2 separate regions of the Homo sapiens genome follow, and region 2 is linked to region 1. Evidence: chromatin contacts called from ENCODE Hi-C or POLR2A ChIA-PET data. All regions are on one chromosome and are shown on one strand. Each heading gives the region's core, a stretch centred on a gene start or an enhancer-like site at or near the end of the contact. The rest is flanking DNA. Distances are from core to core; before and after follow the strand shown. Region 1 overlaps TNFAIP8L3 (TNF alpha induced protein 8 like 3). Region 2 overlaps MIR4713HG (MIR4713 host gene).

Evidence for each region. A loop is a pair of places that touch in the nucleus more often than their neighbours do. ChIA-PET counts read pairs that join two places held with the same protein, here RNA polymerase II (POLR2A). Pooled maps may share reads with other maps.
Region 2: a loop to region 1 is called in a pooled map, with 2.3 times the contacts of the local background. The contact joins two enhancer-like sites. A Hi-C loop is called at or near these places in 1 of 168 maps with a recorded cell type or tissue (ascending aorta) and 4 of 50 pooled maps. POLR2A ChIA-PET finds 5 or more read pairs at or near these places in 1 of 52 experiments (activated CD4-positive, alpha-beta T cell).

Annotation. Positions count from the first base shown.
Region 1 is chr15:51,065,284-51,067,983 of GRCh38, reverse strand. All of the region lies in intron 1 of TNFAIP8L3 (TNF alpha induced protein 8 like 3), which reads left to right. The region is part of intron 1 of MIR4713HG (MIR4713 host gene); the gene reads right to left. Among named protein-coding and RNA genes, the nearest start is that of TNFAIP8L3, 28 kb to the left of the region's middle. Within about 2 kb of position 1,448, at least 2 of the 41 ENCODE cell types and tissues checked have a DNase peak (open chromatin) inside an H3K27ac peak, as active enhancers do.
Region 2 is chr15:51,191,464-51,194,163 of GRCh38, reverse strand. All of the region lies in intron 1 of MIR4713HG (MIR4713 host gene), which reads right to left. Among named protein-coding and RNA genes, the nearest start is that of MIR4713, 49 kb to the left of the region's middle. Within about 2 kb of position 1,328, at least 9 of the 41 ENCODE cell types and tissues checked have a DNase peak (open chromatin) inside an H3K27ac peak, as active enhancers do.

The DNA of each region.
Region 1 (2,700 bases), core at 199-2,698:
TCCCATGGAAATTTTTGAAATGTAGATGGCCCATTTCTTGTCAGATCTGATTAGATCATTACTTTTCCCTTAAAGTGGGGCTGCAGGGAAAGCTCTTGTCAAGAGGAAGGATAATTGTCCACTCTGTGTTTTCCTGCTGTTCACATGTGCCTGTATGATTAGCGGCTCATCTTCAGTCCTCGGTTTTGTTTCTTTCAGGCATTTTTTGAAATCACTGGGCTATTTTGCAAGGGCTAGTTTAGTTAGAATGAAGTAATATAATCAGTGAGTCTGTTTAACCAAGCACACATAAACATATGCTGAAATAAATCAAAACTGCTGAAAGAGAACAAACGAGTGAGGCATAGACTAAGCACCTCTCCCCACCCCATGTGGGGGATGTTTCCCTCATCCCTCAGAATGCCACACAACAGTGGGGCCCAAATCTGTCTGTGTATTAAATATTAGTAAAGCTTAATTTATCTCATTACAAAAAAGGAAACCTAAATAGAGGTTCTAAGAGTTCCATTTTTTGCACCCCACCAGTGGTGCCTAGTGGAGGCTGCTACCCTTTAAGTCATGGTGTCCCCCATGAGTCCCACAAGCTGCCTGCTTCCTGTGGCAGGTGGTGGAAATTTGGGAGACCTCAGGACTTCCCAGAAGCAGGGGTAAGCTCGGGGTATCTGTCTTCAAGGCAGGTGGCTCCTCTGGAGGGTTGGGAAGGGACCAGACCCAAGAAGTCTTCAAGAATATGCTGCAAAGTTAACCCTGAGTCTGAAAAATCCATTCCCTAACCCTTCTAAATCATCTAAGTTTTACCATGGGTGCCTTTTAAAGTGTTCCCAAATGCCTTTTGTAAGCCTCAGAAGTGCCACCCTCTCTCACGTATGAAAGGAATTGGACCAATAAAGGCACTTTTCATGAGCTTCTAAGCTTTGATCATTTCTCCATGGGAGAGGGGAGGATCAAGGTTTTTTTTTGTTTGTCTCTAACTCAAAGGCCCCACCATCCCTTAAGGCTTTCATTTCATTCTACCTCCTCCAGCTCCATGTTCTTTCTTTAGAATTCTAGGAATATACAAACAACAGTTTTATACAAGGGATGGAAAATGTTTTCTAGTTTGAATCCACTGGAGATGCAACAACTCAATGAGTCTCTCTGGAAGCCACAACTGTATTAGGTTCACATTTCAAAACACTACTTAAAGTTCCTTAATGGTCCTGCCCCCACAGCTACTTAGGGACATCCAAAACCTAAAGCAGAAGCAGTGTCTTCTTGAGGAAGCATTTTATCATTGTCAAGGATATCCCATCCTGCATACCACCACGCCTCACCCCTACAGCATACACCTTCCTCATCATTCACCCACAGAACAGAAAAGGAGACGGGAAGGGGTGGGGAGGCCATCACTCTCACCACTCGCTCCTGACCACTTATCAGTAGTGAAAGATGGAGCATGAGAGACGTGACAGGTTCAGTCAGCTTTTCTGGCTGCATAAACTGAGCAGAAGGATGGTTGCTCATCATGAAAGTTCAAGTTCAGGCCAGACGCTGTGGCTCAATGCCTGTAATTCCAGCACTTTGGGAGGCCGAGGCGGGTGGATCACGAGGTCAGGAGTTCGTAGACCAGCCTGGCCAACATGTTGAAACCCCGTCTCTACTAAAAATACAAAAATTAGCCAGGCATGGTGGTGTGTACCTGTAGTCCCAGCTACTCGGGAGGCGGAGGCAGGAGAATCGCTTGAATCCAGGAGGCAGAGGTTTCAGTGAGCTGAGACTGTGCCACTGCCCTCCAGCCTGGGCGACAAAGTGAGACTCTGTCTCAAAAAAAAAAAAAAAAGGAAAGAAAGTTCAAGTTCAAAGCAGTTTGTGAGCCTGCTCCGTCTTAAGGAGACTTGCTTGAAGTTCTTCCATTTTTTGTTTTTTTTTTTCCCCCTAACAATTAAGTGTAAGTGATTGAGTGCCAGAAACTTGGACTACCAGGAATCTCCCTCTGCCCAGGGCTCTTACCCCACCCCTTGGGCCTTTCCTCCCACCTTCCCTGTCTTTTGGGTCCCCTGCCTTGACAAATGATGCCCATTAAGCACTCCAGATTGTTTTCTTCTGGGAACCATCTTCACTCTTAACTTCTGCTTAACATTTTTAGCTAATTCTCTTCCCTGCCATTATCTCAAGCTATTTAGAGAAATGAAGTAATTCTGATGTGTACTGACTATTACAAATAATTTCCCATTTTATAATTTTGACACAGCTATCCACACTTACATTCAAGTTTTCCACACACTCCTTAGAGAAGTTTCCAAGTCCTGTGAAAAAGAGGGGAGAATAGCTGTCCCCTCACCCTGTCCACTCCCACATCCTAGAGTGATGCTCAGAGGCCCTTTTCTGGGCTGTAGCTGAGAGCTCAGAGCCTGTCATGTTTTATAACCATCATTTACTTTATTTTTCCCAAAATTTATTACCTTGTTCTTACCATGCTGAAGCTATTCTGCCCACTCACCCAGCTTGGTAAAGATCTTCCTGTTGTTTATCACCATTAGCTTGGCATTTCACCATCTGGGAGAGCTTAGTGTTTTCTAGAAACATGGAAACATCACTTGTACTCTGGCTGAACATCATTTATAAAAGCAGCAGCTCAGACTGACCCCAGCACTTTTCCATGCAGTGAAGTTCCCCCCTTAAATTATCTTTTGCTTTCTCTCTCCAAACTAGCTCACTGCC
Region 2 (2,700 bases), core at 79-2,578, 130 kb before region 1:
AGAAAGAAAGAAAGAAAGAAGGAGAAAGAAAGAAAGAAAAAGGGAAGGGAAGGAAGAGTAGAGACTAGTTTTGGTGGTCTTCATTTCATTTTCTAATAATTTATTTTTATCGCATTTTTTAAAGTGTCAGTCCCTATGGGTTGAAAACTAAGAAAAATAATTTGTCCTTCACCCCAGGAACCCTGCCTTAGGCTCTGCTGAGGCTGAATATATGTGTATATATGGGTGCCCCAAAATAAATACAAAAATTCTCTGGAAAGTCTTGTTTCTTTAGAAAACACCAGGGTTGAACATGAGGTCACATTAATAGCAATAGTCACGTACGGCTGGCTGTACCTCCCACCCCTGCTGGCACAGGAACTCCGACCCCTACAACATTTCCCTTGGGAATTTCTGGGCTCCTCAGGCATCCATTCCTGGACCACAACAACTTTATGTGCCTCCCCAGAGTTCCTCCGCTCCAGCTTTTCTGGGAACTTCAGCCATTTGCTCAACAGAAAGTGCCGGCAGCTCCCTTCCCCTCATTTCTTGATAGCTCTCGCTGTCTCAGCTGTCCTGGGTTTGGACTTGTCAGGAAGTGAGAGGCAAACTGGCCTCAAGACCAAGAAGCACAGGCTAGTTTCTTTCTGAACCATAAGATTCCCATTCTTAGTGAACAGGGCCTGGGGACCTCATACAAAGCTGGCTCAGGTTGGGGGTCAGGGTGGGCAGCTGGAGTTAGCAAGTTGTCTGGCCACAGGGGGATGCAGGTGAGCAGGGCTGGAGATGTGGTATGGGCACTGGGGAAGACCTTTGGGGAGAGAATGTGAGATCCAGCGAGGAGACCTGCTTAGAGGAATCTTTAAAGAGCTTACAGGTAGAGATTTCAGATCGAAGGACCATTAGACGTCATGTAGTCTAATGCCTCCTTTTACAAATTAGGACACAGCTTCAGACAGGATACCTGCCGCTGGAGTAGGTGACCCTTGGACAAGAACCCAGAGCCCCCTGAATGGTGTTCCAATGCTTTTAAAGATGATCTCTAATTCCCCACCGTCCTCCCCCAAGCCCCACTGTTTCCACCCCACATCCAGTGACTACACAAACTAGCTTTGCCAGGAGAGCAACCAATTTTAACCAGCCCATCCTAAGACATTCCTATATGTCAGAGCCCAGGTCCCAGTTTGGGGTTATGGCAATTCACCACTCCCCTACAATTACGGAAGCCCAAGCAGCAGCCGGGGTTTCACTCAGCCTCGCTCTCTTTTCCAGGGTGCTCTTGCAAGGAGTCGGGAGAGAGCCCTGCTATGCTCACATCCGCCAGCAGGGGGCAGATAGGGAAAAGGTTTACCGGCTTTGAAGCCGGGCAGCTCCCGGTAGAGGGGAGCCTGCCTGCCTTGGTTTCTAGCAGGGCTGCTCACTGAACTGGGCTGCCTGCCAGGGGCCAGCAGTAAAAAGCCAGTCAGGTTGGTATTACTGTCTGGTAAAATGAAAATACCCCTAAATGCTCATTTGCTCCATCATTTCAGATTCCCTAGTGGCTGGCTCCAATCCGGGCACTTGAGTTTACATCATAACCTGGTCGCTGAAGAGCTGTGACCTTGGGGAAGTTACTCTGTGGTTTCCACATTTGAAAAAGCGGAGAACCATAGTGCCCACCTACTGGGGTTGTTGGGTGAAACAAATTAGAAATTTCCTGCTATGTAGTAAGTACTCAATACATATTAGCCAGCAATAATACGTGATTTTACTTTTAACTCATCCTTTAAACAAGTATTTATTGAGCATCTACTATGCTTAAGGCCCTGACCCAAACAAGCGTTTAGAAGACAGAAAAATTAATAAGACGCTCCTTCAAAAATGTTACAATTATTTTCTATCATTTATCTATTATCAACACTGTAATCTCTTATTTCTTTGATTGCCCCTGTTATGAGGAAGCTCAGCACCAAAGCTGAAGGCCTATCTTTGCTGCTCTTTTGATCCTCAGGACCAGCGGCTCTACATGCTTCTTTTCTGTTGGTTCTCGTATTCCATTCTATTTTATTTATTAAGTCACTGCATACATCTCTTGCCTGACCTGCTCCATGCCGGGGTCTGGGCTTGCTGCCTTACTGATGGGAGTCAGAGCGGAGCACTTTGGGGAAAGGAAGGCCACTAACGGGTCTGGGCTTGCTGCCTTACTGATGGGAGTCAGAGCGGAGCACTTTGGGGAAAGGAAGTCCACTAACCCCCCTCCCCCACCTCCCCCCCAACCACCGGCAAAAAAAAAAAAAAAAAAAAAAAAAAAATATTTACAGGTAAGGAAGTGACTAACGAGGCCTGAGGGGATGAGAGACGGAGGAGAAACAGCAACAATGAAAACACCTCTGAGAAAGACAGGATCGGAGACTCTGGGGAAAGAAAGAAAACACAGTGAAAGTAAAGACCTTGCCAAGGGCCAGCCCATCATGCGGGCAGAGAAGAAAAGAAAGGGACAAAAGAAAGGGACGATGTGGAAGTGTGAGCTGAAAAGCACAGGTTCAGAAATAAGTTGCTTTTAGTATCCATTTCAGGAGCAGAGCAAGGGACAGCGAGGCCAACTAGCGATAGATTTCCCATCAAGAGACAGAGAAGGGCAGGGGGTAGAAATCACTGTTTCCGGAGTGGAAAAACACAACTGAGTGTCTGAAGGGAGAAAGTCACAGCGTCAGCTGGCTGGACAGCTGAGTGTCCAGGTTC